Regions from separate parts of the Mus musculus genome. Here region 2 is linked to region 1. Evidence: chromatin contacts called from ENCODE Hi-C data. All regions are on one chromosome and are shown on one strand. The core of a region is the stretch at or near the end of the contact, and the rest is flanking DNA. Distances in the headings are between cores, read along the strand shown.

Region 1 (6,182 bases), core at 2,966-5,465:
CACATGCCTGTGAATATGTGTGTGCATGTGTGTGCACATGCCTCTGTGTGTGTGTGTGTGTTTGGGGGGAGGACAAACGATAGAGAGATAGAGAAGAGAGAGGCAGATGATAGGGATAAGGAGAGACACGTGTAAATGGAGACTGGAGGGGAGAAGCTGAGGGGGGGGCTGAGATGGAAAACAAGCTCAGAAAATTGAAGCCAGTGGAGGGTTGACAGAGGGCAGCCATGCTGAACAGAAGACCAAAGAGGGCTCCCTGCACCCTAGGAGGAAAAGCCCTTTGTTATCCATAAAACCCCGACATCCTATTACCTTCCCTGCACAGCATTGCCAGACTCACTCACAAAGCTCTCAGGTGCACGTGCACCCAGGTAGCCACAGGCACATACTCACAAGTATATTCATACATCCCCAACTTCATATGCACATATGTGCACATGTACACACGAGGCACACATATTGCACACACACACACAGAGAGCTAAAAACAATTACACATACACACCCTGCTCATACAGCTGTACATTCATTTGAATATGTATATACACTTGGCCAATCTAAATTACATCACACATATAGTCAGACATACATGTGTGCTCTCATATACACATTTTCTGATATGTGCAGTCGCAGACACACCCACATGCATACACATACATGAACACACACAGCCTAGGGCCAACGCTGGCCCCTGCCCTGCACACAAGTCAGCCACAGAATAGAGTGTCTGTGTCAGACCAAAGGAAACATCTCAGCCTAGATAAGGCTGGGCAACATCCAGGCCAGGGGTCCTTGGGAGAGCTAGGAAGCGGCGGTCAGCTGGACAGTGAGTTCGGACCCAAACTGGCCCACTTGGGTCCCCAAGATGGGCCACTGGGTTTCCAGAGACTGACATCTAGAGAAATAAATGGAGCTGTTGATGGAGCTGGGCTTTGCTCAGCCTCTCAGGCACAGTCATGGGTAGCTTTATCCTGCTGACCCACTGACCCCCAGCCGTAGGCCAGCAAGTCATAATGAGCTTTGTGAGCACCATGCATTTTCTTCTCCCTGATAGTGTTTGCCTATCTGCACTTGTCCTGGGTTCACAGATCACCTCCAATGCTCTGCATTGATTAAGGGTACCAAGCACTCACAAGCACACTCAACCAAAGCTGTAAAAATAACACCCTTTATTTAAAAAAAAATGCAAGAGCGTGGGCTGGAGAGACAGCTCAGAGGTTAAGAGCACTGGCTGCTCTTCCAGAGGTCCGGAGTTCAATTCCCAGCAACCACAAGGTGGCTCACAACCATCTATACTAAGTTTTGATGCCCTCTTGTGGCCAGTAGGTGTACATGCAGATAGAGCATTTATATACATAAAATAAATAAATCTTTTTAAAAATGCAAGAGGGTGGGAAAGATTGGGGTCGTGGGGGATGGGGGGCTCTGTTTACGAAAGAGCAAGAAAGAAACAGTTATTTCCAGAAAGTGTACTAACAGGACAACAATGCCTTTCTGATATTCTCAGGGTGACATCAGGACACAGGTGTTTAAAGCACCGTCCTGTTAGACATTAGTCATTCAACAGCTGTGTCAACCACTTTGAATAGGCCGTGCTGGTCCCCAAAGAACGCCTCAGTGTACAACCTGGCTGGCTTAAATGCCCACTCCAGACAGGTCTCCTAATGTTGTTGAACCCCAGTTTACTCCTGTGCATATATGGGAGAACCCCGGAATGGCTGTTGAGATTAAAAGAGGAATTGTATGCCGTGGGCCACACTCCTGCTAGCAATCTTGCTTCCTAAGAGCCACTTGCCAACCTTATTCATCAGGAACTGACTGAGGCCTCCCCTGACCTTGCACTCAGCACTGGAGTGAGGGCTAAAGAGTTAACAGGGCAAAGACAAACAACTCCCTGCCCCAGGCAGGCCCGAGAGCCCAAGAGTGGGAGGCAAAATGAATCCATGATGACCATCCTGTCCCATATCCCTGCATTAGTGTGGATGCTCACAATAAGACAAAATGGGAAGACGTAGGCCATAGGGGAACAGAGCAAACAGAGTTTGCTCATAACTTCCTCTTCTGCCCTCATTTTCTCAAAAAATATGTACAAGAAGACTTTGCCCTAAACTTGAAGGATGGGGAAGATCTGCAGCAGATACTATGCTTGGTGAGTTGTTAAAATGATGTCCCAGCGTGTGAGTGCACACCTGTGATTCTTGCAGCTAGGAGCACACAGCTGTATTCTTCCCACATGTGGGAAGCTATGGCTGGGGGATTACCAGTTGGGGGTCGCACTTACTTTCTTTGTCAAGAAAGCAAAAAGGAAAGGAAACAAAAACTGTAAGTGCATAATGAATACTTCTATCTTTAAAAATAAAGTATGCATATGTATATCTGTACTGTGTGAGATGTGTGTGCATGAGTGCATATATATGTGTGCGTATGCATATATGTACATATGTGTATATGCATATATACACATATATATGTCTGTGTGCATGTGAGTATATATACATATATGTGTGTATATGTGTCTGTATATATATGCATATATATATACATATATGTGTGTGTGCACATGTATATATTTATGAAGTCTGGGTTTTCTGAGATTTTATTTATTTTTATTTTATATGTATGGGTGTTTTACCTACATGTATGTGTACAGGTATTAATGTGTACCTGTATGTACATGTACATGTATGTGTACATGTGTGTGCAGTGCCCAAAAAGGCAAGAAAGGGGCATTGGATCCTCTGAAACTGGATTTACAGAGGGCTAGATATAGTCCTTTCCCTCTCATTGAGTCTGAAGGCAATGGCAGCTCAGTCTATAAGCTGACAGTTGGTCATGGACTGTGACCCAAGGCTTAGAGACCATTCCGAGAGCTTCCAGCCCCAAACCTGTGAGGACTCAGATGGACCAATAGAGCAGAGATGGAGGTCAGTCATCCAGTCTGAGAGGAGAAGGGATGGGAGAGAGGAACCACTGTTCCTCAGGAAGGAACACCACGTGAGAGGACCAATTATGAGGCCTGACCATTCCTGGATCCCTACCATGTGACTGGCCAGCTAACTTAGGACCTCCAAGACTCAAACCCAGGGAGACTCCAGTGTGGTGTCAAGAGGGAAGTTTTACAAAACCAAGTCCCAAACCAGGGCTGGCATCTTGTAGACTGGAGTGGGAGTGTGCTTAGAATAATGGTGGGGTTCCTAGACGTGCCTGTTGTCTGCTTCAGTTTCTCTACCATGGAATGAGGTCTTTCGGGACACAGGGCACACATGGTGGGGCCTGAGTCTGGTTTGTCACTGACAGAGGATATTTATAGACACTTACTAAACGACTAGCTAATGGGACTCAAGTAATGATCTCTTCCCTGCCCATTTGGCCTTGGGAAGCAAAGGTCTTCTAGTGGGATGAAGACTACCCCAGCCCCAGGCCCAGCCCCAGCCCCAGCCCCAGCCCCAGCCCCAGCCCCAGCCCCAGCCCCAGCCCAGCCCCAGCCCCAGCCCCAGCCCCAGCCCCAGCCCCAGCCCAGCCCCAGCCCCAGCCCCAGCCCCAGCCCCAGCCCCAGCCCCAGCCCCAGCCCCAGCCCCAGCCCCAGTCCCAGCCCCAGCCCCAGCCCCAGCCCCAGACACCTAGCAGCTGGGGAACCTGAGGATATGATTTTATTTAGAAAAAGGGTCTTTGTGGATGTCATTAGAGGAAAAGGCAGCTTGGGCCAACAGGCAAGAGACACTTGTGTTGCCAGAAATGACAGAGTCCAGGACACCCTCCTTAGAAGTCTCAGGAGAGCAAGGTCCATCCACACCTTTAAACCTTGAGTTCCAGAAATTCGGGAAACACATTCCTGCCTGTGCTGAGGAATTTCCTTATAAAGCCTTAAGACACAAATGCAGAATGACGGCTGACGGATGTGACCTGAGGACTGGGGGACCTAGGAGCCTCCCAGAGTCCCCCTTGGTTGTCGTGTGGCCAATTCCAACAAAGTGGCCTCTGTTGGCTCAAATGAACGGGGCAGAGGAGACAAGGAAGTGAGGATATGAGTGCCCAGATCAACCTCCTGTCTAACCTTAGCGAATGCCATCTCCTCGAGGTCTGGACACAATCGCGCGGGCCCCTGGCAGTCAGTCCTTTTCATCATGTGAGGTCTGCAGCCCTGAGCAACAGACTCATTCAGAGCCTCAAATAGCCTTCAGCTCCCAGAGCCTCCGACTTGCCAAGGCTGCATAGATACAGCCAGACCCTCCACAAGTCCCCTCACCCCACTGCCCAGGTGCTGCCTGGCCAACCTGCTCCTCCTCGGGGCTGCACCCGGGAGCTCACTGCAGACTCTTCATCTTCAAGGAAACAGAAAGCACACTCTTCACCCACTATAACTTCCCAAACAAACTGGATTCCTATAACCATAAAACAAAGCCCAAATGAGCTGGCCCTGGCCCAGGAGGGAAGGCGGGAGGAACCCGGGTGCCGGAGGGGCTGTTAGTTGCCAGGCTGGCTGCACGGATTTCGACACCTCAGCCTTGCAGTCGCTTAATATTCCAATGAGCACCCGAGCAAGGCATTAGGAGCGAAGGAGTGCATGAACGCCCTCAGAGCTGGGGGAATATTACTCACCAGGTCACGGTCGGCTGCATAAAATACAACCCTCATATATCATTATAACTGCCAGCCAGCGACAGTTATAATTGAGACGGCAATAACTAGGAGAGAGTTCTTTAATTTAACATCCAATTATTACAAGTTATCACTTCTTAATAAATGTAATATAACAGACAATCAATGTTGCATGCGACGGCCCAGACTGCAATGGGACGGGAAATTTATATCCTGGGGAAAGAAAAAATATACTGTGTGTAGTGTGCGTGCGTGCGTGCATGCATGCATGTGCGTGCGTGCGTGCATGTGTCTGTGTGAGTGCTTCGGCTTTCTAGTCTGTAGAGCTGTGAGTGTGCCAGCTATCTGGCTATAAATAGCTGGGTTTGCCTAGGCAGCTAGCATCTCCACATTTGCATATGTACAATAGCCCCAGGCCAAGGGAACGGGAAGAATGAGAAAGGGGAAGAGATTTCTTCTCAGGGCTGCAGGCTCCTCAGAGGAGCTGCAAGGGGCAGCAGGGCCCAGCGGGCACAGGGCCCAGGGTGGCAGCTGGGACAATTACTCTGAGCCTTAACCAGGCCGAGCAAGTTTTTTTTTTTTTTTTTTTGGATTTAAATGTTGGGGTTCTTTTTCTGTTGTGTGTTTCTTCTGTTGGCCAGAGAGAAAAGGAGCCCTTTATGAGTGAGCAGCCTGGCACCTCTTTGTATAGTAGAAGCATCGGTGCATCCAGCACCCCCATAAATGAATACAAATGACCGGCACCCTAGGAAGGATCCCATGTCTTGTGGCTAAACTTCCACGGGCTTGTCTTCCACTGGATGGCAAAGCTCTGACTCTTTCCCTTAGACTCCTGTGCCATTGTTGGCCCCCTTGTTATAGAAACATGCTCATTTGTATATCCATCCACATGACTGATTTCACCGGGAATACCTGCCATTCTTGACATCTCCACTCTCCAGTGAGTAGGGTTGCTTTAGTCTGGGGACACTGGACACAGGGTACTGCTGTATGTATTTGGGGACTGTGGGGGCTTCCCCACATTCTTGGTGAATACCAAGAATGAGCCCTGGGGATCACTCAGGGTCCAAACATTTCTGCTTCGGTTCTAACAAATGACTACTTTTGCCAGTTTTCCTATCTATCGGCTGTGTTCCGGTTGCTCTGTTTTCTTTGCCAACATTTGGTGCTGTCAGGTTTATTGGCTTTAGCCACTCCAGGGGGCACACAGTGGGAACCTATGCCAGAGGACACACAGTGGGAACCCATGCCAGAGAACGCACAGTGGGAGCTTGCTGTACTCCATCAGCACTTCCCTGAAAGCTTAGGACATTCCTCACTTTAATTTAATGGCTTTCCCTGTTTGTGTGGCTTCCCTGTTAAAGCGTCTGTTTGTTTAATGGTTTGCGTGTTTTCTATTGGGTCCTCTGTTCTGTTCTCCCTCCCACAACCTTAACCACTCTCCCCTTCCTTTCCCTTCTCTGTTAGGGAAGAGGTGGTTATAAATCTTGATAGAATCTATGGGTTATTTCTTGTTCTATGCAATTCAAAATGGTGATCATCTCAAAGGTGGTCTTGATGATCTCTGTGGAGGAGCAGGAGAG
Region 2 (6,009 bases), core at 1,545-4,044, 430 kb before region 1:
ATCCTGGGGTCAGTTTCTGGGACCACAGAGATCTAAAGCAGGTGAGGACATGAGATGGGGCTGCTAAGCAGAGGGAAGAGCAGTGCAAAGGCCCTGTGGCTGTCTGTGCCCTGGCAGTGTGAGGAAGGAGGTGTGCTGCAGGGATTGAGGGAGCAGAGTGGTGGGCTGGTTGATGAGAGTCCCAGGGGGACTTGGCAGGGTCAGGGTGTGTGGCTTTTTCTGAGGTGGGGTTTGTTGCAGACTTTGGGGCTTCAAAGGGACCCCCATCTAAGCTGAGTTTTGATAGGGATCTCCCACTATCAGGACCTTCTTGTGAGCGCCTGATTGGAGAGGATTTTTTGAGACAGGGAAAGGACATTTGCAGCCATTCACCCTCAGATGCCATTTAGCACACATGGCATGTAATAACTCCTCCCTGAGCAAAGAGGGAGAGGTGCTGGAAGACCACAGCTAACACCACTGGGGCACTGAGCTATCGGGTTCCAGCAACTGTTTTCCTTGGTCTCTACCTGCCCTTAGGGGTATTCAGCTTCTTTTCCCCAGTTCCTTCCCTCCCTCCCCCTCCCTCCCCCATTAATTCTCCCCCCTTCCTCCTCCCCTCCCTCTCTCCCTCGATTCCTCTCTCCCTTCCTCCCTTGTTCTCATTTCTCTTTTTCCCCTTTTCTTTTGAGACAGCATCTCACTATGTTGCCCAGGCAGGCCTTGAACTCTCAGGCACAGGTGCCCCCCCCCCCAACCTTCTAGGTGATGAGTTTATAGATGCACATCATTGTGCCTGTGTGCATTTCCATGCCTGTAGGCCTTTAAGATAGACCGTGGATGGACATTTGAAAATCGAGAGGTCAAGCTGCTCATGTATGGTAGCCCCCAGAACTCCCAGGCAGAGGCGGGGCGATCTTGATTTTAAGGCTAGCCTGGGGACCCACTTGCTTTTGAGTTCTGAGGCTGTTGGTGGCCATGTACGCGTCATGGAGTTAGTTAGCTCTCTGCCTCTTGGTCCCTCTTGTGACTTACATAGAGGAGAAATGCCAGAATGTTCTTGGAAACATGGCTCAGTACCTGGCCATGCAGGAACTGAGGGACTCAGCCAGCACAGATTCATTCTCTCTCTCTCTCTCTCTCCCTCCCTCCCTCTTCCTTCCTCCCTCCCTCCCTCCCTCCCTTCCTTTCTTCCTTCCTTCCTCCCTCCCTCCCTCCTTCCTTCTCTCCTTCCCTCCATCCTCTCTCTCTCCTCCCTCCCTCTTCCTTCCTTCCATCCTTCCTTCCTTCCTTCCTCCCTCCCTCCCTTCCTTCCTCCCTCCCTCCTTCCTCTCCCTCCCTTCCCTCCTTCCCTCCTTCCTTCTCTCCTTCCCTCCATCTTCTCTCTCTTTCTTTCTTTCTTTCTTTCTTTCTTTCTTTCTTTCTTTCTTTCTTTCTTTCTTTCTTTCTTTCTTTCCCTCTTTCTTTCTTTCTGGAAAGTACTGATGGGGAAAAGCCATAAGTTCTGGGACAAAGCTCCAGGCCTGTCCCTGCCCCCAACCCCTGCCCTTCACCTTTGCTCTAAGCAGGCGAGAGAGCCAGGGGCCTGCTGACAGTCTTTCTTTGCCCTGGTTTCTGCCATCCTCCTGTGTAAATCCAGCTGCCTGTGCCCGAGTCAGAGGACTTCCTGAAAGGCCCTTGGCTGCAGGATGGCCCTCACACTCTGGTCTGTGTCAGGCTGCAAGGTTTTCAGAGTGAAAACTTGTTGCTCTGCCTTAATGTCAGCTGTTTCCTTTCTGGTCACACTGTGCCTTCCCTCTGCCATGTCCTCCCCCACATCTGGAGGAAGGTGTCCCCTGCACTAAGCCAGTGCCAATCAGATCACTCCTTCCTTCCTTTGCCACAGCAATTGGCTTGGAGATGGAACTTAGACTTATTCTTGCCAATGAGTTCCATCCTGCGCATCTGTGTCTATGCTGGGTGCAACAGTCAGCACAAGGCAGGGTCTGCTGCAGTAATAGGCAGCCTTGAAGTTTCAGCAAGGGCAACCCAAGCTCTTTGGGCCCTCCTTACTGTTCCCTTGATCCATGTTCAAGGGCACCAGGTGATGGGTGGTACCTCACCTCACCAGGCATCAAGGATGAAAATGTGCAGTCACGGAGGTGGGCTTTCTGAAGCTGGCCGAGCTGCTTAAGCATGGGGCCCTGTTGACCACCTTGGGCCCAGTTCTGTCTCAGAGAAAGAGTTCCTCTCCCTACTATGCCTCCAGCCCTCCCTTCTTGTGTACCTCGATTGGATTCTAAGGGTTGGCTCGAGTGACAGCCTTGCTTGCTGCATCCCCAGACTCACTTCCACAGTGTCTTGGCATAGAAGGGGCTAGGGAAACACCTCACTACTTAAGCTTCTCTCAGCAGGACTGAGGCCCAGAGCTTGGCCCCCAGAACTCACATGAAAGACAGATGTGGGTGAATGTGCCATCCCAGAGCCAGGGAGTCAGAGGCAGGCAGATGCTAGGGTTCACTGGCCAGCTTAGCTTACCTCTAAGGCTGACCTCTGCCTGCCACACACATTCACACACTTGCATACAGAAGGAGCTCTTTATGAGCACACAGTAGGAGGCATCCTTAAGCACACAGTAGGACATACCTACAAAGCCATAAGTGCTGGTACCACTAAGGTAAGCATCTGGAACCTAGGCTAGTAGTTACCTGGGCCATTTCAGGGAGCTCTGTCTTGGCTGTGGCCCCCTCTGGGGTGCACTTTGTTGAGCTGAGCTGGGTTGGGGAGGGGCTCGGAGAGAGGGTTGGTGTCTCCCTTGGGGTCACCAGGGGTCAATGAGCAGGGGTTGGGCTTATGAATTTCCTCTCAGGGCCCCAGACAATGGGGGCTTATTTGGTAATGTTGTTTCCTTGGCAACCATCTCTGTTCTGGAGAGTGGAGGTACTGGGGGTGGGGGAGGGCTGTGGAGAGAGAGGGGTTGCTGGAGGGGACACCTACTTTTAAGGTGCAAAACAGAGGCTAGTCTGTGTGGGTGTCTTACCTTCTCTGGAACTTGTCATTTCTAGGACAATTCCTTGCATTTTAAGGACATCTAGAGAGCTGAGTTTGAGTTTAGACATCTAACTCACTGTGTGACCTTGGGTCGATGACTTGCCCTCTCTGAATTTCAAGTTTTTCTCCTGTGAAGTAGGGGTAATTCTTTGTAGGGTGATTTGGGAGAGACAAGCACATTATGGGGCGTGACAGAAGGCCCTTCTGAGCACTTGTTTCTCATTTGATTGGTTCTTACTGCTTGGATTTAGTCACCTCCTTGGTCAGCATCTTAGAGTCACTGTTGTTGTGATGAGACACCACAACCAGCATGGGGAGGAAAGGGTTAATTCTGCTCACACTTCCACACCACAGCCCATCACCAAAGAAAGTCGGGAAAGGAACTCAAGCAGGGAAGGAACCTGGAGGCAGGAGCTGATGCAGAGGCCATGGAGGGTGCTGCTTACTGGCTTCCTCACCATGGCTTGCTCAGCCTGCCTTTTTTTTTTTTTTTTTTAAAGATTTATTTATTTATTTATTTATTATATGTAGCTGTCTTCAGACACTCCGGAAGAGGGAGTCAGATCTTATCACGGGTGGTTGTGAGCCACCATGTGGTTGCTGGGACTTGAACTTCGGACCTTTGGAAGAGCAGTCGGGTGCTCTTACCCACTGAGCCATCTCACCAGCCCTCAGCCTGCCTTCTTATAGAACTCAGGGCCACCAGCCCAAGGATGGCTCCACCAACAACGGGATTGCCACACCCATAATGGGCTGACCACACCCACAATGAACTGGCTCCACCCACAATGGGCGGGCCCCCATCAATCACTAATCAAGAAAACTGCCCATAGGCTTATGGCGGTATTTTTACATCAAGGCTTCTCCTCTTTGAGGACTCTAGCAGCACAGAAAGCTTCCAGAGTCACACAGATCTGGAATTTCTAAGGACCAAGGTGGTTGTTCTGGGAGCTTGGCTGCCGAAGGGTCTTCATTATTGGTCATGAGTCACTTTCTGGCATGTGAAGAGACTGAGGTCAAGTCTAGGGTGCCCTTGTCCTGTCTCCCTGCCGCACCCTCCCTGTATATGGATTTGAGTGCCTCATTCCTGGCTGCCAGGGCTGCTTTGGTGCTGAGGCAGGGGCGGCAGCCTTGCAGGGCTGTTTTGTATCCAGAACAACTCAGGAACTGGAACTCATCGGACCTTCACGAGGCTGGCTGCCCTAGGCTGCCTCCTGGATTCTGGCCACCCAAAGCATCAGGCTTCTCCATGGTCTTGGGAGCAGATTGGTGACTGGGTGGGGACCAAACTCACCCCAGTGCAAGACTTACACACACAACACCCAGCAAAGCCCTGTGAGAAGCCAATGCAAGGTTAGTTTTCATAAGGAGAGTTAGATGTTCTGGAGTTGGGGATGTATTTGTACTAAAAAAGTATTCTCTGATTGCTTTTGGCCACCTCACCTAGCCGGTTGCTTTACCACTTTTGAGACAGGGTCCTGCTCTACATCTGTGGTAGGCACGCTTCTGCTTCTAAGTTCTGGGATTGCAGATCAGTGCCAGCACACAGCAAAGACTTTTATATTTTTAAAACTAAAAATATTCCTTGCATGTGTGCCTGAGTAATATGTCTGCGAGCCATGTGTGTGTCAGAAGCCCATGGAGGTCTGAAGAAGTGTGGGATCCTTGGTACTGGGGTCACAGGCAGTTGTGAGCCATCGTGTGGGTGCAGGGAACCGAATAGAACCTCTGCAAAGTAGCCATGCTACAGACTCCGACCAAACAACTTATAACAATTTAATTTTCAATTTGGGGGCGCTGGGGATGGGACTCAGAGCCTGGCGCATGTGGGGCTGGGCTCCTACTGAACGCCACTCTATTATTCCTCGGAGGCAGGACTTGAACCTTATTGTACCCGCTTTATGTTTGGTAATAAAAGTCATGTGCCTGTGGGTCCCCTTAACGTGCTAAATGCAATACGCAAGCCTGGTGCTGGCTCTCTGCGCACACGCCCTTGGACTGCAGTTCCCATGATGGCCACGCGGTGTCGCTGTCGGCCCGCGATACCCGGGCAAGACGGGCTGGCCCATCCATCACCGGCCGCGGCGCAGACAATGCGGGGAGCGGCCTCGGCCCGCGCCCGCCCGCCCGCGCTGTCGGTACAAAGGATGCGCTGTTAACACGTGTACGGTAATGGGCTCCTCCACGGCCTCTTCCCGGGCCGCCCGCTCCCTGCCCGACGCATGGCCGGAGACATCCATCTAAATTATGTCACCCAGCTGTGAGCGGCTCCCTGCCCAGTCGGTCCGGGGCTGTGTGTGCCTGGCTTTCCTGGGCCACACAGCCCAGCATGAGAGGAACCTCTCACAGGTGAGCACCTACTGTGTGCTGGCTGGGCCCCAGCCACAGGACATGTGGCTTAGTCTATTTTAAAGAGGAACTTGATGCTTGTAAGGGTTTGTTTCAAAGTTGCGACGCCCTGCAGCTTGCCTGGGCTGCCTTAAAAAAAGAAAGAAAGAAAAAGAAAAGAAACAAGACAAACGCTCCCAGTTTATTGATGTTTGAATGTCGCCCCACACCATAAAACGCTCCTGTTTAACATTACATTTAGGGGCTGGGAGAAGACACCCATGGTTAAATGCTTGCTATAGAAGCCAAAGCCTGAGTTCGATCCCTGCCACACACCTGGGTGTGCTGGTCCTTCAGAGGTGCCACTGAGAGATGCTATCCGCTATCCACCTTCACCAAAGACACCTTCCTCCCATCCCAACCCTGCCTCAGTAAACAAGGTGGGCATGTGTGAGGGACTACACACACACACACACACACACACACACACACGCGCGCGCGCGCGCGCGCGCGCGCTCCTGTGTACACTTCTGTCCCCCATACCTGTGAACAAGTAAGTCATGGTCAGAACTGCTCAATAGTCTCACTGGAGGATACACCCAAAGGCACCTGCTCCTGCCTAGTGGTCACTTCCTCTCTCCCTCTGCCCTCCCTCTCTCTCTCTCCCCCCCC

The links. A loop is a pair of places that touch in the nucleus more often than their neighbours do.
Region 2: a loop to region 1 is called in a map of adrenal gland, with 2.6 times the contacts of the local background. The contact joins the promoter of 1700016B01Rik here to the enhancer-like site in region 1. A Hi-C loop is called at or near these places in 2 of 37 maps with a recorded cell type or tissue (T-helper 17 cell and adrenal gland).

The regions. Positions count from the first base shown.
Region 1 is chr5:111,723,729-111,729,910 of GRCm38, reverse strand. No RefSeq gene overlaps it. Among named protein-coding and RNA genes, the nearest start is that of Gm36481, 19 kb to the right of the region's middle. Within about 2 kb of position 4,215, at least 1 of the 3 ENCODE cell types and tissues checked has a DNase peak (open chromatin) inside an H3K27ac peak, as active enhancers do.
Region 2 is chr5:112,153,012-112,159,020 of GRCm38, reverse strand. It overlaps 1700016B01Rik (RIKEN cDNA 1700016B01 gene), which reads right to left and starts at 2,794. Exons shown (of 2, transcript NR_166436.1): 1 at 2,667-2,794.